3 separate regions of the Homo sapiens genome follow, and regions 2 and 3 are each linked to region 1. A link is a loop called in an ENCODE intact Hi-C map of the cell type or tissue named here. Cell type or tissue: dorsolateral prefrontal cortex. All regions are shown on one strand. Each heading gives the region's core, and the rest is flanking DNA. Links, peaks and the distances in the headings are about the cores only. Region 1 holds the start of SALL1 (spalt like transcription factor 1). Region 2 holds the start of LOC105371256 (a long non-coding RNA gene). Region 3 overlaps LINC02128 (long intergenic non-protein coding RNA 2128).

Evidence for each region. A loop is a pair of places that touch in the nucleus more often than their neighbours do. Peaks named below come from ENCODE experiments on the same cell type or tissue, not always from the same donor. Only the 100,000 strongest peaks of a DNase experiment are listed, where the experiment ranks them.
Region 2: a loop joins it to region 1, with 5 times the contacts of the local background. A loop is called at or near these places in 5 of 110 quality-filtered maps.
Region 3: a loop joins it to region 1, with 9 times the contacts of the local background. A loop is called at or near these places in 6 of 110 quality-filtered maps.

Annotation. Positions count from the first base shown.
Region 1 is chr16:51,145,826-51,154,154 of GRCh38, forward strand. SALL1 (spalt like transcription factor 1) reads right to left here and starts at 5,445. Exons shown (of 3, transcript NM_002968.3): 1 at 5,341-5,445. The coding sequence starts at 5,416. RefSeq lists an enhancer at 4,642-5,142. In dorsolateral prefrontal cortex, for the core only: CTCF peaks have their summits at 541, 4,575, 4,787 and 6,973; DNase peaks (open chromatin) are centred at 5,326, 5,676, 6,646, 7,331 and 3 weaker places; H3K4me3 peaks cover 8,000 bases; H3K27ac peaks cover 7,867 bases; H3K27me3 peaks cover 7,131 bases.
Region 2 is chr16:51,355,724-51,364,052 of GRCh38, forward strand. LOC105371256 (a long non-coding RNA gene) reads left to right here and starts at 6,269. Exons shown (of 4, transcript XR_933559.3): 1 at 6,269-6,310; 2 at 6,861-7,088. RefSeq lists enhancers at 3,063-3,864, 4,981-5,150, 5,606-5,775. In dorsolateral prefrontal cortex, for the core only: no CTCF peak of the experiment used is centred there; DNase peaks (open chromatin) are centred at 3,528 and 4,048; H3K27ac peaks cover 3,727 bases.
Region 3 is chr16:50,859,764-50,868,092 of GRCh38, forward strand. The region is part of intron 1 of LINC02128 (long intergenic non-protein coding RNA 2128); the gene reads left to right. Among named protein-coding and RNA genes, the nearest start is that of LINC02128, 24 kb to the left of the region's middle. In dorsolateral prefrontal cortex, for the core only: a CTCF peak has its summit at 3,786; a DNase peak (open chromatin) is centred at 3,818; H3K4me3 peaks cover 884 bases; H3K27ac peaks cover 3,955 bases.

The DNA.
Region 1 (8,329 bases), core at 179-8,178:
TGGAGCTCTTCAGAAAGACACTTCACTGTACTTCCCATTATCTTAAGATTGCATTTACACTCCCTAATAGAATTTCTCATGATAGTGGTTTAGGAGTCCTTAATTTTAACAGCCTGTTCCTTTTTTTATCACAAACATATTTGATTGATTGGTCTTTTTTTTTTTTTTCTTTTTCTTTTTTTTTTTTTCTGCATCGACCTGGGAAAAGTCTGAATCCAAATGGAAAAGTCTGAATCCAACTTAGGATTCCAAAGAAATTTTAAACACTACGACATATGCTGTGCATATTTTCTGTGATGTCTAAAGTTTCCTCTATGTGATATGCCACCAAATGACAAATTTCCTGGTACCCTTCAAGTTCACTCACTGTTCTGACGGGGATTAGAGTATTCTCTTGTGGAAGAATACAAGTGAAATCTCTGAAAAAATAACAACATGGACGAGGCGTTGCTTTTAAAATAGTGATCCAAGCCCACCTAATGTACACAATAAATGAAAGGGGAAAATGTCTTTCCCATGGATGAATCAAACTGAACACTAGATGGGGTTCCAGTTGCAAGGGTTTGTTCAAAAACTTCTTTGTGGCTTTCCTATTGCAGTGACGCGTAAAAAAGAGACTCCTTAAGGCGAGATCTAAACTTTGACTACATAAACATTGGCAAAGGCACAAGAAACTAAATCCCTGTTGTTTGAGGGTAAAACTGAGCTATGGGAACTACCTGTCAATCTTCCCCTTTGGGGGTCTGGCATCTGAGGGTGACAGGGGAATAAGGTTAGGAAAAGACGCCAAGCTGATAAGGTGAAACTAAAATAAACTACTAACTTCCTGCTAAGTGACTAGCAGGATTCAATTTGGGGGTCACTGGGAAGATACTGAAGGACATATTATGATCTGGACCTTGTCACCTTTGCATGGGAGGAGGCTAGCAAAGGTTAAAACAGCTTGACACATCTAGGTTTTCTAAAGCCTGGCACATAAACTTTTTTCTTTTTTGGGGGGAGGGGTGTTAGTTCTTTGGTTAACTTTCCACCTCTTTTGCCAAACTACTTCAGTTTTAATAATCTAAGAATATTTTTGGAATATTCTGGTGCTATCTGCACCAAGAAGTGTCTCAGAAAAACCTAGTTGAGGTTGTAGAAGGAGTTTATTCTAGTTCCTACACAGAGCTTGGCTTTTGACAATTTCAAAAACTTAACCAGTCTGCCTATTTCTGCCCCAGTAAGATCTCCACCATAAAAATGTGGAGTTCTACCTTCTAAAAGGTTCTGTTGGTAAAGACAACTTGCTACCTCCAAAAGTATAAAGAAAACAAATAGAGCCCCCAAAGAAGAACCTATACGTTGGCACTTGTGCCAATGAACTCTAGGGGAAATGTGATGTAAAATAAACCACAAAACATTCAGTATCACATATTCACTTTCACACATACTACCCTCATGCCTAACTAGACTTTGCTCATTTATGTGTTTGTTTTTTAATATTTTACAAAGTATGTGTGGCCTGAAGCAAATCACAAAAAAAACAGTTTGCATTTTCTCATTCAGAATCTTCCATTATGACAAACTTAAAACAGCTCTGATTAAACATGAATTCTTTCCAACTGCCTTATCTTGCAGGTGTTGGTTTTTTTTAAAAAAAGCAATTAATTACAGTTCTCGCTAACCTTTTGGGCCCAGAGATCAATGTGTTGCTATGAAGCTGCTCAAAATGAGCAAATTACTTCGGTTAAATAATAGAATTTCATTATTAATATAAATAAGAGGAATTTTTATGATACTTCATATGATTGTTAGTGTTTTATCTGCAATTCATGGTGTTTCATTCTTCCAATATTATCTTTTCCTTGAAAAAACTGAGCACCAAAATACTTTTTAAATAAATGAATGGAGTCTAAATGGGCCATCCATGTAGAAGTTACAGGAATCTTAAAAACGCCACCAAAGGAAGAACTCCAACACACACACACACACACACACACACACATGCACACATGCACTTACGCACACAAAACACATAACTGAAATCCCAATTTGTAGTAAAGAGCCCACATATAAAATCATTAGATTGTAATATTCCCTTTCCTCAGAATTATTTAACTTGATAAACAGTCTTTCCAGTAGCAGTCATCTTTCTGCAAGTAATTCAAGACTTGTTGAATATCATTTAGGAGACAAGTCATATTTGCCATAATCTTGGTTTCATAAGAAGCAGAAAAATTACCAAGTTTAGAGTGTTTCTGGCATAGCAGCTGTACACTAAAGTAAAATAAAATACCAGCATCCTGAAATCGACCAAATACTCATTTTTGTTTTTGTTTTTGTATTTTGTTTGCATTTGCTTCAGATGAAGCTGTCTGTGTGGCTCCTTAGCATGGTCTGGATTTTCTTTGTAAGCACACACACACTCAAACACACACAGGCAGGACACACAACACCAAGCAGCCCTAGCTGCTTTCAGCTTTGGGAGCTGCTTCTTTAGGGCTCCTGTAACTTAGGTCTACAAACTTTTCTAGGTCTCACTCTGGGTAGAAGTCATACAATCTGAGGTGCTGATAAATGAGAAGTGCATGAACTAGATTTAATTTGGTATGTTTCATATTTCATTTGTCATATTTCAAAGACCATCTCAAGACATAAGAAAAAGTAATCAGAATGTTTGAAAAGGGGCTTGCCTTCTAAAAATATAACAATGTTTCTTTACGTAAAAAACAAAACAAAACAGAAAATCCAGCTACTCCTAGAAGTATGGGTTATATGTGGGGAGAAGAATGAGATTGCTGAACTCACTGCAGAAAAGGTGACTTTTAAAAGGTAACCTTGAGTTATGTCATGAACTTTCAATGCCATTTATTTCAGAACTACTCCCAAATAAAAGAACTGGAGTATGTTAGGCCCTCCTGTATGTCCAGCGTTGGGGGAGGATTACTTGTGTACTAATATTATTACAACACACTAAATCCTGAAACCCTATTACAAAATCTACCCTCTAGGCAACTTCTCCCAAACTTATTGTTCAACCATGTAAAAACAGTCATAACCTAAAACCATTACTACTGAAGAAAAAGAGGAGGGGGTGGGGAGAGGTGAGGAAAGAAGGCTGGGAGGGGGTGTTTCCTAGGGAGCCCCTAACAGTTTACTGCTTCTTTAGGACAATGTACCAGCTTTTGCGAAGAAAAAAGAAAGGAAGGAAGAGAAAGAAATCAAAAGAAGGAGAGAAAAGAGAAAGAAAGGAAACTTGATTGAGTTACTTAACTTACCTCAAAGCTCAAATAAACTAAATTGAAAAAAATAGTACTAATAAAGAATAATGGTAAGAGGTAGTGAACTCCTTTTATATTATTGCTTTATGAGAAGACTTAACTATTAAAAATTCCTGATACTGAAGGCAAAAGGCAAAGATCTTCCACGCATCATTTCTCCTCGAAGGCCGAGACTTTTTTTTTTTAAATGTAGAAAACCAGTACAAATTTACAAAACACACTATATAATGCTCTCTTATCTCTAGTTTGCTTTTTTGTGTACAAACTGTTAACCTGAACAGTTTTCCGGTGCAAAAGGTCTCACCAGAAACTTTAGGAAAGATGAGTGTGACTGCGGGAAGCAGAAGAAACTAAGCTGAGAAAACCCGGAAAAATACTCGGCGCAGCTGCTGCGGCCTTGGGTCATCTCACCTCCATCTACCCCGCGTGCTCGCTTTCGCTTGGGGTGGAAAGCGGGGTTCAGGGGCTCTTTTCAGCGGACTGAGAAATCGCAGAGGCCGTGGGTAAGGATTCAAGCTTGAGGAAACACTGGGGGCCGGGAGGAGGGCTATTGTAAAGCATTTCTTAATTAATTTCAAGTCCTCCATTTTTTTACAGGGACCCCAAGTCAGGATTCCCCTTTCCCGACATCAGGGGTAAAGGGAGCGGGGGTCCCTTCGCTTCACTGTGCCCCAGCTCTACCGAGAGGCAGGCCTCTGGGAAACGAGCCGGGGACCTGGGGGCCCGGGCGGCCGCAGCTTAGTGGGCTGAGGTGCCGATCAGGGTCACGCTTCGGAGCTCTGTCGGGGCCCAGCTCCCTCCTTCACACCCCAAAATGCCGCCTAGGGCGTGGGCATCCCGAGTGGCATCCGGAGCCGCTGAGACCCCGCCGAGATTGCTCCTTGTGCGTCCTCCCACAGCCGAGAGGCCAGCATCGTGCCGGGACGACCCGGGGACCCGAGTCCGGGCGCCGCTACACCGCCTCGGGCGCTAGGCCTGGGAGCTTTGAGGCCGGTACCGTGAAACACCTTTAGGAGCAAGGAGGGATTCCAGGTGTCCTCCCTTTGTACCCCAACTCCCTGCCCGGATCTCTTCCACTCTCTGCCATAGCCCCCACACACAAACTTTGTTCTGGACTTGTTCAGCCCCTTCGGGACCCACAGTTGTCGCCTCCATCGGAGAAAACAAGTGCCCCTGTTTCAGGGGGGATTCCACTCTGGCTGGCCACCCGCAAACCTGGAAAACTATTCTATGACTTCTTCCCTGACCCCCCTGGAAGTAGGGAGCACCACGATCCGCAGAGGGCGCATACCGACCAGAAAGATTTTGGGGGGCAGAGGGTGCAAGTGTTGTGGGAAGAGATGCGGAGATAAATTTTGCGAGCCAGACCCCGACACTTTCCCCGTCCGTTTGCACCGTCTCCGGAACAACTGGCGGCCAGCAGCACTCTCCACCCCGGCCGCAACCCCAGCGGGTCAGGCGCTGGCGCCCCGACACCAGTCCCCATCTTCTTGCAGCTCTGAACCTCCAAAGACACCCGGTTCTGCCTCGCAGGCCGAGGGGGAGTGTGCGTGGGGGCAGGGGGGCGCAGCGAACTCCCCCACGCTCGGAGTTCAGCCCAGCGCCCGAAGTAAACTTCCTTACCGCTGGCAGCAAGGCCGGGCGGCGGAGGCCGGGCCGGGTGCCCTGGGGCCGGCGCCGGGAGCGCTAGGGGCCCCGTGCGGTCAGGCCGGGGCGACCTCCACCCGCACCCACGCCTCATGGGGCTCCCGGGTCTTGGCCGCGGCTGGGATCCCCGGAAAAGCAGGGACGGAGAAGCCAGGCCGGCATGCCCGCCCTCCTTCCCCCGGGAGGACCCAACAACTCCGGAAAGATCCTGCCGGGAGATGTGCTCGCTTTCCCCGGGGCAGCGGGGGAAAGCCCAGCAAAGGCACATTGAAAATTAAAAAGAAAAAAAAAATTACGCCGAGTGGAAGAAGCAATCGGGGCCGCGGCGGCGGTGAGGTAGGGGGCGCGGGGGCCAGCCGCGTGTGAGTGGGTCCGAGTGTGCGTGAGTGTGAGTGCGTGTGTGTGTGTCCACGGCGCGGGCCGGAGCACTCACCATCTCGCCGGGGGAGCGAGGCCACTTCGGGGTCGGATTGGAAATGTTGAGGCTTCGCTTGCTTCCTCCGCGACATGCTGGCTCAAACATCAGCTGGGGCAGAATAAAAAATTACTAAAAAAAAATCTTCTCAAAATTACGGAAATCGAGCGGCGGCGGCGGCGGCGGCTCCCCCCGCCCGCCGGCCCGCCCGCCCCCTCCCCGGCTCCCCGGCCCCGGGCGCAGCGCGCATGTGTCCTGCTATAATTATGATTATCAATAATGCATTGCGATTAATCATAGAGGGGCTCTTTGAAAGGCGATTGGCACCGGGCCAGCGCTATTCAAACCCGCTCGCCTTAATCAATTAGTTCGTGATTTGCTGCAGACCCCTGTCTCTCCGCGCGCTGGCCCAATAAGCCGGCCGCGGGGCTGGCTCTGCGCGCCGCGCCGCCCGACACTGGGTTAACCCTCTTTGCGACCGCCCGGGACTCCGCGGCCCGGCCGCCGGGGGCCGGCCTCCTCTCCACTGCGGGCCCGGCGCCCCGGCAGGCGCCCCCCGCTCTCTCCCTCTCCCCTCCCTCTTCCCTCCCTCCTTCGCCCCCCCCCACAATCCCGGGCTGGGCCGACCCAAATTAGCATGCCCTCCCCGGAATTGAGCCGCCCCGGGTGGGGGGTGGGGCCGGGCGGCGAGGGCTGGGGACCCGGGCTGCCGGCGCGCTGCGAACTTCCCAACTCGGGGGCGAGGCGCGCCGGCCCGCGGGGGGAGGGAGTCCCGCGGCGGGATCAGGGGGGAGGGCGTCCCGTTTCGTGAGTGTTTCTTCGTTTCTTTAAGAGCTACCAGAAAGCAGCCCACCCCCACCCCCATTAAAAAAAAAAATAAGCGAGTGGGGAAGAGCCAGCCCCACGCCGGTCCGCCTCCCGCCCACGGCTCGGCCTCCCTCCCGCCTGGCTCGGCGCTCCTCCGCCCCGAGTTCTCCATCCCCTGGATCCCGGGCTCGCGGGGGCGCGGAGAAGAGGATCCAGGAAAGGTTTGGGAACCTGATGGGTTTGTGGCTGGGGGGAGGGGCAGTTCTCCCGCCACCCCATCCCCTCCCCGCCAGGGGCACTGATCCTCCAGCTTCTTGCTTGCTCCCTCGCTCCCTTTCTCTACCTCGGACATTCCCAGGACAATTAGGGCTGAAGTTTTCGGGAGAAGCAGCCCCGAGCCCGTGGGATAAGGGGGCGGCCCGGCTCCGCCCAGGACCCCTCCCGGACCTCCCCCCCGGCTGCCCCGGTTGGCTGCAGGGCGCGTCACTCCGCGGGGAGGCGGCGGCAGCGGTGGCGCCGCAGAGCCCCGGGCGGGCGGAGAGCGGGGACCGGCCTGGGCTCCGAGTTCAGCTCCGGCCGGGGGGAGGGGAGGGGCTGCGGCTCACACTGAGCGCAGCAGCGAGCACCGGCCTAGGGAGACACAGCCCGGGCGGACCCGGCACTGGACTGGGCCAGTCCCTGGGACCCCTGGGCACCCCGCCCTGGGGAGGGGGCCGCGCCCCAGCCTTCCGGGACGAGGTGGCGGCGCAGAGCCGGAAAGCGGGGTGGGGGGAGGGCGGTGGGGAGGTGTTCTGTCCGAGGCTGCCTGGCGGCGCCGAAGCTCGCCTCCACTTTTTGGGCACTTGCCGAGCGCGGCGCCCGAACTTTTCGCTCTATCACCATCTCCCTCAAGCTGAGATGCAACCTCCCTACCCTCGCCCCAGAGCCCAGAGCCAGGAGCCCGATCCCTCTGCCGGGCTCAGGCGCCCGCGAACCTGAGACTCGGTACGCGGCTCAGCCTAGCTCTTTCCCCTCGCGCCTCGGGGTCTCCTCGCTCCAAGGTTCTCGAAGTCTTGCGCCCGAAGGACTAAACTAAACTAAACTTCGGCTGAGTAATGGGGGAGGAGGGGGGTGCAGATACACAATCCCTGCCCTATCTCACGATCAGGAAAGGAGAGGGCTCATAAGGACGCCCCAATTCGCGAGCGCCCTTGAGTCTGGCCGGTGCCACGGTCGGTTCGCGCGAAGTGGGCACCGGTCTCCCGAGCCGACTTCGTGTACTCCGGACCTGTACTGCGCTCCGGTAGAGGACCCTTCCCTTTCTCTTAGCTTCTTAAATCTTTTCTTTTAAGGTGTAAATGTGTGTGTGTGCCGATGAATGTTTCTGTTTTTCATCTGCTGACTTTATTTTTTTTTATTGGTATAACTTCTCCCTTCTCTCTCCCTGCTCGTCCGTTTTCCACCTTTTCTCTTACTTATCTTCTGCCCTCGCTCACTCCCTAACACACACATTCACACCCTCTCCGCCTCGCTCTCCCGTTCTCGCCAGGTCCTGATGGGTACAGTAGATTTTGATAAAAAGACAAACGAAGCTATCAGTGGGGCTGATGTTGAAGAATGAAGATAATAATGTTTCCATAGGTGGTGCTTCAAATGCCATTATTTCTCACTGAATATTTAAAGAGATCCCTCGGCAAAGATGGATCTGCGCACTCCTGGGGTGTGAGCGGCTCGCATCTCCCAGACCCCGGGGAACGTGTACGGGAGCACGTGTAAATCCCGCACCCGCCTCCATCTCACAAACAGGGGTCCTCGCACACCCACCAATCCACACTGTCCCAGGTACACGAACGCGTTTGTGTGCACTTGCACACTCCTTTCCCGGAATGTGCCCGTGTTTGGAGCCGCCCGCATCCTTCTCTAACAATCTTGGCTTCTTGAAAGTCCGGGCCTCCCGGGCACCGCATGCAGCCAGGAACCTAGCGGAGCTGGCGGTCCCGCAAAGCTTTTCTCCTGGTGCGCGCCGCGTGCGCAGCAGGAAGCTCCCGGGAATAACTTCACACGTGTTTGTTACTTGGTCTACGTGTGATTTAAGATTAAGTGTAGGAAAAAAAAAAATTCCCCCCCCCCAAAAAAACACCACAACAAACAACCAAACGAAATGAACATGCGAAAAGCAGCTACGCGATGCTTAATTAAAAATGGGCGAGCAGAGACGAAT
Region 2 (8,329 bases), core at 230-8,229, 210 kb after region 1:
TAAGTCAGGCCTGTCCCCAAATATTATTTGGGGAAGATGTGTGTGTGTATATGTGTGTGTGTGTATGCATGCATGTGTGTGTGAGCATGCATGCATGTGTGTGTGAGCATGTTCAGAGTCAAGCGATGATGTAGGCCCGCTTTCAGTAGCAAAAATCACCATAATTAGAGGAAATGCTACAAGTTCATTTCCGCAAAAAAGAGCAAGTGAGGGAGAAGGAGCTTAAAGACTAGATGTTTAGACAGGCCTGCAAGCCCCCTTGTGACCTTGCTCTGATATTTAACAAAACATTAATCTTCTTGCCAGCAATTATAAAGGATACAGTGATGTCGCTGGCTCTCGGAGAGTGAGTAATAGTAATTCCATTGTTCCCCTTTATTTATGCCTTGGCTGTACCAGGCAGATGAGGTAGGTTGGGGCTTTGATATGTTATTATTCCGCACTGGCAATACATAAAGGATGATTACACAAATATCTGTCTGTTTCGGAGGCACTGTTTCACACCTCCTTACAACTCCAGATCAAAGCGTTTCAACATTTTATTATGAAATCATGGAAATCCTCCTCTAGTTTGCATATGAATTGTAGCCTTTTTTAAAACTGCCTATGTACCCCAGTGACAGTGGCTTTTGAACCGCAAAAGGGAACAAGGTGTTAGATATTTATTCCTTGAAGGCTGTGCTAGCCGGATAATCTTGCCGAATGCTTTTCGCCAGGGTACTGTCCAAGATCCAGCAAACACAAAAGCTTGCAGGTGGGGGGACCCTCCATGTCACGCAGAGGCCAACGATTTCTCCTTCTCTTGTCAGGAAACAAAATGTGGTGTGAAAGCTTCCCTGTGGGAGAGAAGAAGAAAGAAAAGTTTATGCACCTTGCAATTTCAAGCTAAACAAAAAAAAAAAGCCATCTTTGCCTTCCTAAAATAAAATAAAATCCTTACCCAGTGGTTGGAGTGGTGGCTGTGTTTACTATAGGTGATGGCCTCTGAGGTGTCACTCAGATTTTTGCCCACATTGACTTGGCAAAAACAGAGGAGAATCAGTGGCTTCTTTTGTGGGATTCGCATATAAACTGAGTATCTCCCTTTTTAGTTGACCTCCTTCTCTGGGGACAATTAATAATCTCCCTTGGAGTGTGGAGGGTGAGAGGGAAGTTGCCTGACAATTTTGATGTTTCCAGCATATATATGTGCCCCGGGGTGTTGCTTCTTTTACAGGGGTTTTTGTTTCTTATGTGGATCTATAAGGAGTACACAGACTGCAAGAAATCAAAGCCATTTTAGTGAAGGAAGCTTTATTTGGGATGGGAAAGGTCCATTTGTAGTTACAGAAGATAGAGTTTGAACTTGAGATTCTCTGGCCTTATGGATGGGCCTCTGGCTTTGATTAGCACCTGTGGGCTGGGCGCCTCTCAGAGACCATAAAGGTGACCTGTCTTATGAAACGTGGAGGGCGAGGAGGTGCTTCATGGAGGACAGAGAGGAAGAAAGAGAAGCAAAATCATGTTCCTTTTCTGAGGGAGTCAAACAAAGTGTTATTCTACATGGAATGGATTCCAAACCTCAGCCCATCCCTGGTCGTGTGCAGGGAAATGGACACTGACCATATAGGAGACAGCTGACCCTGTGACTGAAAAATCAACCTCCCTGTTTTTGTAGAGTTGCGTGTGGTGTAGATGGCAAAGTGAGGAATTGCCAATGTTTCCTGCAAAGGAAGGTGTATCTGCAGGCCTGATTGTGCCTCTTGCTGGCTTTCATTCAAGGATACTTCAAATTTTGTTAGGACATACTATTCTTACAATAAAATATTTGTCTTCGTCTCAATTAAGAGCACCCTGAAATGTATACCATTATACATAAATAGCTTATGGAGTGACTTATAGTTTACCCCGTTTGGCTTAAAACCAGCAGGGATCTATCAAGATCACAAATCCTACCCTAACTTTGAAGCCTGTCCTGGTACCCACACCCCGCTACTTACAGACAATGTGATAGTTGACACCGTACTTAACTTCCACCATCCTACCTGCCTGTCTCTATTACTCATAGCCAGCAGGAAACCTTTGCTCATGGTCTGACCTCTCCAACTATCAGACCCCGTCTCTCCTCTCAGACCTTCTGACCTTCAGACCTGTTGACTCATGCCACTTCCCTCTACTCAGAGGGGCAAATAGTTTTATTTTATAAAGTAGCTTTAAATGATTGGTAATGTCTACCAGGAATACTGTGTTGAGAAGGATTATGAAGCTTAGACTGGACTAGGGGGTGATGGAGAAGAGCAGCTTGATTGATTGGTGATGATTGATTAGTGAGGATTGATTAGTGATGGCTGATTAAGGATGATTGATTAGTGATGGCTGCCATAGTCATAGAGGAGAAAAGCAAGCAACTGTGCTGAGCCTACAGAAGTCACAATGTCTGAGCCTGCTGGGCTGCCCACATTTCCCCTTTCTCCCTCCAAATGCTACCATCCTCCCAAATCCATAGGGGAAAAGGCCACCCTTAAGAATTTGCACCTAGAATACTGAAATGATTAATGATGTGTTCACAAATTGTTTGCATAAGGAATACTTTCTTCTTGTCATCCTGAGAAAACATGATATTGGTCTTCTAACAAAACTTGGAAAGTTAACTTGAGAGAAACCTTTTAGTTGCTCTACAACAGCCTCCTCATCAAGTAAATGTATTTCAGCATCAGGGATTAAAAAAAAAAAGTCTACTTTTGCAGGTCATCTTTTGGGATTCGTTAGGATTTGTTAGGTCACCTTTTGGAATTTGAGCATTTGTTAGAAAACAAATTCTCACCGCGAATCCTTGTGTCCTGCCCCCCCTATATACTTTAAGATATAAAAGAAGCATCAGAAATGGCCCTTCTTATAAAGAACCTGCTAAGATGTGAAAGGGCCAAGAAAGAGGATGAAGGAGAATGGTGAAAATGGCCATAGGGTGAATATTTCTGACAATAGCACTGTGAATAATAATAATTGTAACAGCACTAGCACACAGTTTGAAGGCTGTCTATGTTGCAAGTATTGCCCTTTATAGACATTTAATCCTATGGCAATCATATGAAATAGATAGTCTTACTGTAATGGTATCTTTCTTTACAGATGAGGAAATAGAGGCACCAGGAAGTCAAGATAAGGGCAGGGTTAAGACCAAGATGATTGTCCACATTGCTGGAACTTTTTTTGCATTTGGCTCCTGGGAAAATAGACTCCAAAAATTTACTTGGGTCTTTATTTAGCAAGAAATAGTATTGGTATTAAGATAGAATATTTAGATTTCCAAGAAAAAAACCAGAGTCAGAATAATCTTTTCCCTTGTAAATAAAAGAGAGAGAGAGAGAGAGAAGGAGTGAAGGGGTAACATTCCTCGGTGTGAAAAGCATAAAAGTGTCCCAGCGCTGGGCTGGCCTCCTGCTGCTGGGATGTCCCCCACCCCTGCGTTCTCCTTTCGGCCCAGCAGCCCAGCTGACATGTGATGGAGGCTCACAAAGGGAAGAATTCCACAGGCTGGGCTCTGAGCTTGTCCATAATTTGTTACATTGTTCCCCCACTTTGCTGCACGTATGAGATATGCAAGACCCCCGACAGCTCTGAGACCACTGCGGTGGCTGGGCACAATGGGGGGGCTCTGAAGCTGAATTGTGGCCATAACCTGGAGTTCCTTTGCCTTTGTGACTGCCAATAGGATGCTTTAAGTCATTGGGGTGGGCCTTTGTGAGTGCGATTACAAACCAGGAGAGGAAGGGTGAGGAAGCAGGGCTATCTGTGCACGCACGTGCAACAGTTACTAAGCTCGTGTTTCTGGGGCAGGCGGAATAGGAGCTGGGTGTTTATAACATGGTCATTCTCCTTTACAGAATCCTCTGTGAGCCGAGCTGCTAACCACTATGACAGGACTTTGTTTGGGGAGCGTGTTAAGTTAGCTTGGCTGTTTCCACCTGCTGCTCAGACCCACTGGTGACATCATGCTCGCAGGCTCACTGGCAGGCTGGAGGATTCTAGTTTCATGTCCAAAGAACAAGCAAAAATGGAGCCGATCCATGTGGGAATGGTGCCCACATCTGAGGCCTCAGTCACATGTGTCCTGAGAGCTCTGGTCAGTGTTCCCGCAGTCCATGTCCCAGATGGCCCTCTTTTGAGACTGACCCATGCCCCGGAGCCAGAGCTCTGGTTCCCTGGCAACCGTCCCTCCCTGCCTCTCCTCACCTCCCACCCTGTCCTTCTGTAGACACCTGCAGCTGGGCTGCAGCAGGCATGTAGCCATTTGGAGACTCAGTTTCCTTATCTTTAAAATGGGGGGAGCCTACAGCTCCCTAAAATTTAGGAGGAGAGGGCTAGGCCCAATCATTTCACACACTTGCTTTGTATCTCTCTGCTGCTTCCCTGTCCATTTAAAAAATTATAAAGCAGGTATTACATATTGTATACATGCAGTACCTCTGTAGGTGCTGAAGCATAATAAAAGGAAAAAAAATCATGCACTTGCCACTCAAATTAAGAAATAGAACATCGCCAATATGGTAGTGTTTTCTGTATGTTTCTCTTCTATCTCATTCCACTCTCATAAAATATGGGTCAGGTTCAGTGGCTCATGCCTGTAATCCCAGCACTTTGGGAGGCCAAGGCAGGTGAATCACTTGAGTCCAGGAGTTCAAGACCAGCCTGGCCAACATGGTGAAACCCTGTCTCTACTAAAAATACAAAAATCAGCCAGGTGTGGTGGCACACGCCTGTAGTCCCAGTTACTTGGGGGGCTGAGGCAGGAGAATCACTTAAACTAAGGAGGTGGAGGTGAGCTGAGTGCAGTGAACTGAGATTACACAACTGCACTCCAGCTTGGGCAACAGAGTGAGACTCTATCTCAAAAAAAATAATCAAAATATGTACATCCCTTCAGACACACACACACACACACACACTTAAAAATAAATAGAGATCATTTTAAATGTTGGGAAAGTTCAGGCCCATATGAAAGTAGAGAAAATATTTGATGGGTTCCCAAGTGTTCATCACCCAGCTTCAGCAGCTGGTAACTCCTGGCCACGTTTGTTTCATGCCTACTCTCCTACTTTCTTCCCCTTCATATTATTGTGAGACCAATCTCTTATGTCACTTCATTTCTTCTAATTTTGAAAAATAAATATTTTCTTTCTTTTTCTTTTTTTTTGAGACAGTCTCCCTCTGTTGTCTAGGCTGGAGTGCAGCAGCGTGAACATGGCTCACTACAGCATCGAACTCTCTGGCTCAAGTGATCCTCCCACCTCAGCCCCCTGAGTAGCTGGGACCATAGTTGCATGCCACCATGCCTAGCTATTTTATTTTTTATTTTTTTTGTGGCCTTCGTTGCCCAGGTGGGTCTTGAACTCCTGGGCTCCAGAGATCCTCTTGTCTCAGTCTCCCAAAGTGCTGGGATTACAGGTGTGAGACACTGTGCTCAGACTTGCTTTTCTTTATAGTTTTACTGCATGTGTATATATTTCAAAATTTATATATTTTTAGTTTTCCTTCTCTGTGTATTTTATAAAAGCAGGATTATTTCGTGTGTTTTCTTCTGCAATTTTTTAAAATTCAATTTTATGTCTGGAGTTCATCCTCCTTGGCATGTGTACCTGTAGCTTATTCACTCCTGCTACAGAGTAATATTTCATTTTATGAGCATTCATCATTTATTTAACCATCTGTGTATAGGCATTTAGATGAGTTCCCGTTTAAGCAATTTTAAACAAAGCTGTTGCAAATATTGATAGACATGTCCTGTGGATCATACATGCAACAATTTCTCTAAGTAGAGACCAAGAGATAAATTTTTAGGTCTTATCATATGACCCTTTCTAACTTTATACAATGATGCTAAATTGTGTTACTGAAGTAGTTATTTTAACATATAGTCCCATGCTGATATTTGAGTTCCTGCTGCTTTACATCCTCACCAAAACTTGACATTGCCAGATTTTATTAACATTTTGCCAATCTAGTGGTACAAAAATGAGTGATTTTCATGATGCTGATCATTTATCTTTCCCTTTTTCCCACTAGGGTTGAGCACTCATGGTAAACTTCTCTAGTTTTCAATCACATTTCCTTCTTGGTGAAGTTTCTATTTGTGTCACTTTGTCTTTTGCCAATTTTCTATTGAATTATTTTTATTTTATTTAATTAATTAATTTATTTATTTATTTTGAGACAGAGTCTCATACTGTTGCCAGGCTGGAGTGCAGTGGCATGATCTCGGCTCACTGCAACCTCCGCCTCCCGGGTTCAAGTGATTCTCCTGCCTCAGCCTCCTGAGTAGCTGGGATTACAGGTGAGTGCCACCACGCCCAGCTAATTTTTGTATTTTTAGTAGAGATGAGGTTTCACCATGTTGGCCACGATGGTTTCAATCTCTTGACCTCCTGATCTGCCCACCTCGGGCCTCCCAAAGTGCTGGGATTACAGGCGTAAGCCACCACTCCTGGCTGAATTATTTTTTAATATCTTAATTTTCAAGAGATCTGTAAGTATTCAAATAATTAAACTTTTATTGACTGATTATTGATTGATTGTCTGGAAATTATATTCTCCCAGTTTGTGGATTTTTTTTAACTCTTTTTTTTCTGATGAATGGGATTTCTTAATTTTAATGTAGTCAAGTTTGTTAATCTTTTACTCTGTAGTTATTTACTATTACCATTATTATTACTGGTCTTGCATAAGAAAATTGTTCCCACCCAGTAGTCATAAAGACATTTTTATGCATTTTCTCCAAAAAGCATTAATATTTTGCCTTTTATATTTAGCATGGTTAATCTGCCTGGGGATTTTGACATATAGTATGAGGCAGGGACCTAATTTTAATTTTTTTTTTCATGTAGGTAATGAATTTCCCCAGTCCAACTTATTGAATAATCATTGTCCTGAAGTAGTTAATGGATTTGAGTTACAGCTCGGCAAATTCCACAAAGAAAATAAAACAGCACAAGGTCCCCACAGAGCGACGGGAGGCAGGAAAGGGGAAGTCCATGCCACCAGAGGAATAGTTTCATTGAACGCTTGATCTTTGAGCCGAACTCAGAAGGAGCCACCCCTGTAAAGGTCTATAGGTAAAGATTTGCATGCACAGAAAACAGTGTGTGCAGAGACATGAGATGAGAATGAGCTTTGCAAATCTGAGGAACAGAAAGATTTGGAGGGAAGAATGTTGTGAGTGAAGAGAGCCTGGTGTAAGTTGAGTCAACGCTCAGAGATGGCATTTTACATAGAATATCATAGGCAATGAAAAAAATTGGGATTTTACACTAAGCATAGTGAAAAACATTTGGGAATTTTAATCAGGAGAATTGTGTGACTTAATTTATGTTTTTAAAAGATCACACGGGCTGGAAGGTGAAGAATGTACCATAAGGGCCAAAAGTGAAGAAAAAGTCCAAGCCAGAGAGGATGATGGTTAGGATGGGAAATTGAGGTGTGCTTCTGTGCATCAGCTCATCTGGCCAGCTCACACGCAGAGCACATTCCTGGGATCCCCAGAACTGGCCTTTTCTCTGCTTCTCCTGTGCTTTGATCACCAGTCCCTCTGCCTGGGAGTATCCTCCCTGAAACTGAACAGAATCCTGTCCATCCTTCAAGGCCTTGTTCACACGCTTGTTCTTCCCAGTAACCTCCTCCTTCTGAATGGAATAAATCTCTCCACCTTCTTGGCCTTGTTCTCATGTTCCTTCTCTGCCTGGTGGCTCTTTGCTCCTCCCACCTTGTTTTGGGGTTACTTATGTGCCTAAGTTCTAGTCTTTATCTTGTTGCCAGCAAGTTGAGTGACCATAGGCCAGTCTCTTTCTCTATCTGAGCCTCAGTTTCCCCATATCTAAACAAGCAGGTTTTGAGTAGATCTTCTCTGAGATCCTTTTCGGGCTGTAACACTCTGTATTACATATCTCCTGCCCCATTAGATTTAAGTATAGTGAGTTTAGGCAGCTTATTTTCATTTTTATCATTCTGTCCAGGCTCTTACTGAGTAAATATTGATTATTATTATAATGTATGTAATCATCATTTACCAATAAGCGTTCACTCTGAGCTCTAGATGATGTTTTATGTAGGTCGTAAAAAAGAAAAAAGGCAGAAATTTAAGAGTGTAGATTAGCATTCTGAGTTCCACTGCCTGCTTTGTTGAGTTTCTTCTCATGTATGGATTTGGGGTCCCTCCAGGATCTGATCATATGAGTGACTACAGACTTGCTTAACTCTCCTTTTTGGATGGTGGGAACAGGCATCTACATGAGGCTAGTATCTCTCTACCCAGATGTGTGCTGTTAAACTAACCTTGTCATTAGCTTGACTTGACAAG
Region 3 (8,329 bases), core at 311-8,310, 290 kb before region 1:
TGACCTTTGAACTGTGAGGTGCACTTGGGGCCTCTGCTCCTTTTGCACTGTGTTTTCTTCCTGCATGGCCTCCAGACTGGCTCTGCCTCACCCTCAAACTCCAACCCACATCCCCAGCGGCTGCCAAAGGTCTCTGCTGCTTGTCCCACGGTCGGTCCAGCCTATGCAGCCTTTGCCCTCCTTCCCCAGACCTCATTTCCAAATGGAAAATCTTGGCATTGGATGTGGCCTTCAGGTATTTGTCCCTTATTCCCTTCCCCTCTTTTGGGGAATCTCCTTCCAACCAAGGGTCCTGCCTCCCTTCCCCAGGGCAGATCATGTGACTTTTATAGGCCAATCAGGAGACCTCTCCTGCCTGGAAAGAGGGATTGGTCCAGAACTGAACATGTGATTCGCGGATGGCCAATTGGAGTTTCTTCTGGGGAGATTGCTAGGGATGTGGGGAGAGAGAGGGTCTTCGAAATCAGCAGCTGAAGGACCATCCTTCCTGTTATTGGGAACCAGCCCGCCTGGTGTCAGAGCTGATGCAGAGGAGAGCTGAGACATGGAGAGAGAGGCGGGTTTTTGAGGACACTGCTTGAACCCCTGAATCCAGCCATGCCTGAAGGTGGTGTTTGGCTCCCAGTTATATAAGTCAATCAATTAATTCTCTCTCACTCTCTCTCTCTCTCTTTTTTTTTTTTTTTTCTGGAGCCGGTTTGAATTGGGTTTTATTACTCTCAGCCCAAAGAGTTCTGACTAACTCAGAGCCATATTTGGTGCCCCTTCTTCTACCATCCATCTGCCCATGTCCCTTCCTAATCTTTTTCTTTCTCATCTCCTGATCCTTCACTGTGGTTTGAGCTTTTAGGCTACTTCTTGCCAGTGGGTAGGAGAGGAGATGAGATGAGGGAAAGGAAGACAGAGTGGAAGGACGGAGGTGATGGAATGGGGAGGCAGAGGTGTGTCATGCGAGTCCAGGGAGGCTGAAAACCAAGGATGTGGCTGCAGCAACCCCATAGATGTGCACAGCTCTCATCAGCCTGCTCATTTTAGAGAGAAGAAAATAGACACAGAGAGGTCGAGTGACTTGTTAAAGGACACACAGCTAGGAAGTGGCAGAAGCGGGGTTAGAATCTGGGTCTTTTGACTTTAAACTCTGTTAACACAAAGCCTCAGGCTGTCAGAGGGAAAGGGCCCTCACTCAAGCTTCTCATTAGGCAGATTAGAAAATCTGAGGCCCAGATGGAATAGAGGCTGGGTCACTGTCCCCCCAGTGGTGATTTATGGGATGCATGGCAGAGGTGCAAATGTGTACACACACACACATAGGCACACACACAGACAAACCCTCCTATCCGAGTTCTCAGGGAGTCAGTAAAACCATTCAGGGTGATGGGAATGGGTGAATTGGAGGCACAGTCAGGAGCATAAACAAAAGCTCCTTAATAAAATATTAAACAAAGGCCAGACCCCTTCTCCACCCATCCCCACCCATGCCTGCTCCCCAGAGGCCTCTACATTAACTTCCAGTCTTGTCTCCACACCAGTGCCCCATATCTCTAAATAATGCATGTCTGCCACTATTTCCTGATTCATCAGTTTTGGACATTATCTATTGACTTTCCAAGATGATGGATGAGAATTTTGCTCCCACTCATACCCCCTCCACTCCACCACATTCTCCCATTATTAATTTTTGGTGCTTCTAGTTGGAGGCACTAGACCTTTCTAGTGGAGGACTAACTTGGAGGACTAGACCCGCGCCTTTGTTTCTGGGTCATGCAATGCTAGAAGCATCTCCTGAAGCTTTCAAAGCTCTTCTTGGTAAGATGAGGCTCTCCAGGCCCTTGCCCTCCCTGCAGTTCTACAAGCCCCCTCTCCTGGTGGCCAATCACATCCTGCAGGGACCAGACAGTCACGAGTGTCATAGGACCCTGGGCCTTGGGTCTCTGAGCTCATGTTCCATCACTCCACTCAGTCTTTTCTCTCGTGTTCTGTCTCCCATCCCAGGCTCTGCCACAGGCCCCTGCAAGGAGAGGGAGTATCAGCCTGGTCAGAAATCCTGTGGCTTTCCTGGGGACATTCTGCTTCTTGGGGTCTTATGGCCCAAGGATTTCTAATGTTGCCTCCCCACTCCTTCTGCATCATCACTTTGAAATAGAAATGAAGGTCTCCAGTGGGCTTGCTCTTCTTTTGAAATTATCTGGCTTCATTATGTCATTAGAAAAAGAGAGAACCAAAACACCCCAAAGACTGACAGGCAGTTTGACAAGTGTCAGCAGTCAAAGTCTGAATCCGTCCTCTGAGTTTGCAATCACTTAGCTCCCCCCCCTTTACCTTTAAAATAAGAACAATGGGGTCTTTTGTGGGGTTTGTTGCTTCTGCTGGGCCCTTCTGAGTCACTGCATATTTTTATGCGTTCAGTAATATAGTGTGAGTCATTCTCCAGCTTGGGGGTATTTTGGGACTTGTGGTGTTTTACTTACAATTGCAGAAAAAAATCAAATATTACAGAGGTGATAAAAAATACAGCAAATTCATATGACCCAGCTCAGTGTGCATAAAATTCCAGGACGGGAAAGAGAGCCACGGCATGAGGTCATTGCCAAGGGTTCTTTGGGGAATGTGGTTAAGGTACAACCCATTTTTTTTGCTGAAGTCAAATAAGGGGGTGATTTTAACATTCCTAAGAAATCTTCTTAGGCCAAAGGTTGAAGGTGCCAGTCTTCATCCCATTCGCAAGAGTCCAAAGAGGGGAGGAAGTTCCTCCCTCAACGAGAGCTGTTTATTCCAGATTTTCTAGTTTCTAGACTGGGGTGTTGGCTGTGGGAAGGGGGTTGGATGGAAGCAGGGATGGAGAGGATGGTGCTGAAGCTGTTTCCCCAAATGCGCCATGGCTTCAGCTCATCCGGCTCTGACAGAGCCCCCATCTCAAGAAGCTGGGGGTGACAGTGGCTGAGTCAGGCTGGTGAAAGGGCTGAGGCGGGTGCATTTGCCTTGAGAAACTTTAGGGAGAGATGAAGGAATGCTGAGTGTCCCCAAGGGGATTCTGTCATAATGGAGAAACCGAGTCACAGTTGAGCAGCTCCTTACAGGTGATGTGTCATGGAACCAGGCACTAAAGCAGGGATGAATATCACTTTTCCCCCACCAGAATGTCCCCCTTACTGCTCTGTTCCCTCTATTATACCACACACCTTGGACGAGCCACTTCCCTACTGTGGGCATTGGTTTCCCCATCTGTAACAGTGAACTAGATGATTGACAAGGCTGACCCAGCTGGATGCTCTGCTTTTCTGACATGATCTAGGCTGCTGAGACTAGAACCCTTGTTCCTCCGGGAGCCCAAGTGTGCAGGGCACCGAGGCAGGTCCTAGGGAGTGAGGTGTGGCCCAGGTATTGGGGTTGCAGCATTAATTGCATTCTGAGCACATGTCTACCTCTCAGAGCTGCGGGGCCTGTCTCTTTCTATTAGTTTAACAAGCCCTGGTATTAATGAGATTGCTCTATAATTGAACCTTTTCACGGGTCCCTCGGTAATGAAATTATGCTAATTTGCATTCAGCACCACCAGGCATCCATCACGCGGGACCAGCCGGGAGCGGCCGGTGAGGCGGCGTGAATGCGCCGCTAATTATCACCGAAATGAACAAACCCAGCAGTATTATTATTTCATCTTCTGCCCCATCCCTTCCTCACTACCCGCCTCCCCCACCCCATCTATATTTTTGTCTTTTCATTCACATGACTGCCGGGGCAGGGGTGGGAGAGGGTGGGAGAGGGTGCCGGGGAGGATGCCGCCTCTCCACTGTGTGGCAGCATGGACCAGGGAACAGCACAGGCCCAGGACTGCCCGCGGGCTCCGTGGGTGCAGGCGTGGGGCATGTGTGCACGTGTGTGCAAGAACCCATGCTGCTTCTCAGCCCGTGTGCAGCGTGTGCTGGTGTCTGGGTGTGCAAACCAACTGCATTTATTCGTGAGGCTGGGTATGTCAGAGTGTGAACCTAACCTTGGGTGTATGTCTGTGCTGTTGCGATGCAGGCATGCTTCTGTCTGGGCAGGTCTGTCTGCTTGTGTGGGAGTGTGTGTGTGTCCTTGTGAAAGCGGTGTGTGTGTCACTGTCCTGGCTGGGGGTCACAGTGTGTGTCTCTGCTGAGGGCCTGAGTGCGTGTGTGTGTGTGTTTTTGCCAGTGTGCATATCTGTTTTAGTGGGAATCTCAGCAAATATCTGTGCTTGTGTCATTGTGTGTGAGTGTGCGGTATAGACGTTAGTACATTTGTGCATGGGGCCTGGCACATCAGTGTGTGTTATAAGGTGTGTGTTTGGGATGACTGGTGTGGTGTCTGTGTTGGTGTGAGTAGGTTCTCAGTGTGTGTCTCTATGTGCCTATGTCAGTGTTTAGATGGTGTGAATATGTGTGTGAGCATCTGGCCTTGTGTTTGGGAACATCCACTTACCTGGCCTCGGAATGGTGTCTGGGAAACCCAATGGCCTGGGAATGGTGGCTCACTGAAATGGCTACACCCATAATGGCTCTTGGTGAAGGGACAGGGCCACCATGACAAGGGGGCAACTACAGTGCCCTCCTTCCCATTCGCTGAGCCCCAAGGAATCCTCCTGGTCTCTCAGGTGAACAAAGAATAGTTCAGATTGATTTTCTGGCCAGGCCTGCTGGATGGAGGCTTGGAGGAGAAATTTTATTTGATTCAGAGAAAATATTTTGATATTCCTTTTTAACCTGAGTATGTGCAGTAAGATTCACTCTGGCTTCGTTGGGTAAACATTTCTTGGGTGCCCCTCTGTGCCAGGCCTGCTGGGTGCTTGGGGCCAATGGACTGGGAGGGAAAGAGGCCACTGAAATCCTCTCCGGTGTCTATTAGGGCAGAGGCGAAGCTCCTAATAAGAACGTGTCCTGGTTCTGCTAGCAACCAGGTATTGACTTTGGGCGAGACTCTCTCCCTTCTCAGAGACTCAGTTTTCCTGGCTATAAAATGGGAGTTGGAGACACATTGGCTAAGATGAATTCTAAGATCCCTTCTAGCAATGGAATGCCATGGCTCTGAGAGTTGTACTTGGGGAGCTGCTTTTACTGTGTGGTGAATAAAAGTCTGGACTTTGGAGACAGTCAGCTCTGAGCTTGAGCAAGTTAATTAATTTTTCTGATTCTCCATTTCCTTTCCACAAAACATTTATAATAATATATGTTATTATATGTTTGTGTTGTGGCTAAATCAATAATGTGCTGGTAAATGTATAACAACCAGCTTGATAAAAAAGTTGCATGTATATATGTAAGTTAATTATAAAACTTACTGATACAAAGGAATGTAATACAGAATTTACAAATAATAAAGTATACAGTTCTTTTTATGATAAATTCCATATGGCCAGTTGATTCTCCAAGAATTCTTTTGTTGATTTTTGTCAAACTCTCCTATTCATAGACAACCTACAGTTGCAATTGACAAATGAGTATAGTTCTGACATGAATATTTGTTGGTATTTTTGTTTTTTTTTTTAAATGAGGAAGATATAAGTGAAACAACTAAAATATCTATCAAAAATTTAATTTTTTGTCATCAGCATAAGAGACTTCTTGTTGAATTGATGATTAATATCATTTTCTTTCTTTTCTTTTTTTTTGTTTTTCCAGAGACACAGCCTTGCTCTGTTGCCCAAGCTGGGGTACAGTGGTATGATCATAGCTCACTGCCACCTTGAACTCCTGAGATCAAGCGATCCTCCTGCCTCGGCTTCCAACTAGCTAGAACTACACACTTGTCACCCCATATGGCTAATTTTTAATTTTTTTTTTAAGAGCCGGGGTCTTGTTATGTTGCCCAGGCTGGTCTTGAGCTCCTGGTCTCAAGTGATTCTCCTGCTTCAGCCTCCCAAAGTGCTGGGATTATAGGTGTGAACCACTGCTCCTAGCTTTCATCAGTTTCTTGAAGTCCAGATCATCCATAAAACAATAAATCAAGCCCTGCTTTGTGGTGTTTGCTGATTTCCACGGTGTAAAGACTTCTACTATGGCCAGTTTAAAACAACATGATGTCACTAACCCTGAAGTGGGGAAGAGATGCACAGGAGCACACAAGCACATACTATTTTCACTATAAAGTTACAATAGATATAAATAACCCCAAGAGCACGGATCATAGGAGAATAATTAGAAAGTGATGATTTTTAAGAATTACTAACTTTTGTTTTTAATATAATTTATTTGATTGTAAATTTATATGATTTGATTTTTAATGGTAGATGTATTTAACAACCCACTGACACTTTTTTTTTTTTGGAAAATTGAACTATTGACCTTTGCAAGCTGGTATGAACGACCTCCAGCATAGACACTGAATGGGATAAAATAATGCAAGACCTAATACATTTTAGTTACTCAAAATAATTTAGCTATTATTGTTAGTAGTAGTAGTAGTGATAGTGATACTACATAAGTAGTATTTTAACACTACTTCTTACCCACTAAGAGATATCTGCCCTGTAACATGTTGATTTAGTCACAAATTGTGACTAATTTTCTTCATTTGTGAAATGGAGTTCACAATCCTGTCTCTATTTCCTAGAAGTCTCAGTGAAATGTATGGAAACACTTTGGGAATGCTATGTGTCTGGAAACTGGGTAGGGCCAGGTAAAGCCACAGAGACAGCAGCAAGTATAGGCAGCTTATACTTGTGATGTGTGTGTGTATGTGTGTACAAATACTTTTAAGATATTGAGATAAAATGTCAAACACTGGAGTGCACACATCTGAAGTCTACAATTTGGGCTTTGACAAGTGTGTGACTGATAACATTTCCATCACTGTAGGGGGTTCCCTAATGCCCTTTTCCAGTTCAGTCCTTCCACTCCCACCATAGGCTATGAATGTTCTTATTTTTGTCAACATAGATCCATTTTGTCTGTTTTTGAACTTAATATACAATCATCCATCATTTAACAACGGAGAATTGCTCTGAGCAATACATTGGTAGGTGATTTTGTTATTGCGTGAACATTACAGAGTGTACTTACACAAACCTGTATGGTATAGCCTACTACATACACACCTAGGCTATCTGGTATAGCCTATTGCTTCTAGGTTACAAACATGTAGTGCACGTATACTGTACTGAATGCCACAGGCAATTGTAACATAGTGGTATTTGTGCATCCAAACATAGCTAAATATAGGAAAGGTACAGTGAAAATATGAAATAATCTTACGAAACCATCATCATTGACTGAGACATCATTATACAGTGCATGACTGTAAATGCAGTCATACATGTGTAATCTTTTATGTCTGGCTTAGTTTGCCCAACATTATGTTATTGAATCCATCCATATTTAGCATGTATCAGTAGTTCTTTAGTTTTGCTTGCTGAGTATCCCACTTGTAATTCACTTATTAATGGACATTGGGGTGGTTTCCAGTTTGGGGCTATTATAACTAAAATTTCTATGAGCATTCTTACACATGTATTTGGGGGACCACATATATTTTCATCTCCTTTGGGTAAATACTACCTACGAGTAGAATTGCTTGGTCATTGGTAAGATTTACTTCAGACACCTACCTAGGGTGGTTGTACTAATTTATATACCCACTATCAATGTGTGGGACTTCTGGCTGCTCCAGATTTCTGCCAATATTTAGTGTTGTCAGTGTTTTTAATTTTAGTTATTATCGTGGGTGTGTAGAAGTATCTCATGTGGTTATAATTTGTATTTCCTTGAAGACCAATAACATTGAGCAATTTTTTGCAAGTGTATTCTATGACATTTACATATGTTCCTTCATTAAGTGCCTATTCAAATTTGTGCTTATTGTTTATTGAATTGTTAATATCTGTTATTATTGAGTTGTAGGACTTCCTTATATATCATAATTTTTAGCCTTTCATCAAGGATTTGTTTTGCAAATATTTTCTCCCAGACCATGGCTTGCCTATTAATATTATTAACAAGACCTTTTGATGACCATTTAAAAAAGTTGATGGATTCTAAGTTATTATTTTTTCTCTATTGTTATTGTTGTTTATATCTTATCTAATGAATTTTTGCCTACCCCCCAGGTAGTGAAGATAGTCTTCTGTGCTTTTTTTCTACATTTTTATAGTTTTAGCTTTTACATTTAAGTCTATGATCTATCTCAATTTGTGTACGGTGTGAGGTAGGGGTTAAAGTTCCCTTTCCACCTTCTATTTATACAGTTGTTTCAGCACTATTTGTTGAGAAAACTTCTTTCTTTAAGTTGCCTGGATGACTTTCTTGAGAATCAAATGATTGTATATGTGTGAATCTTCTTCTGGTCTCTCTATTCTATTCTATTGATCAATTTTTCT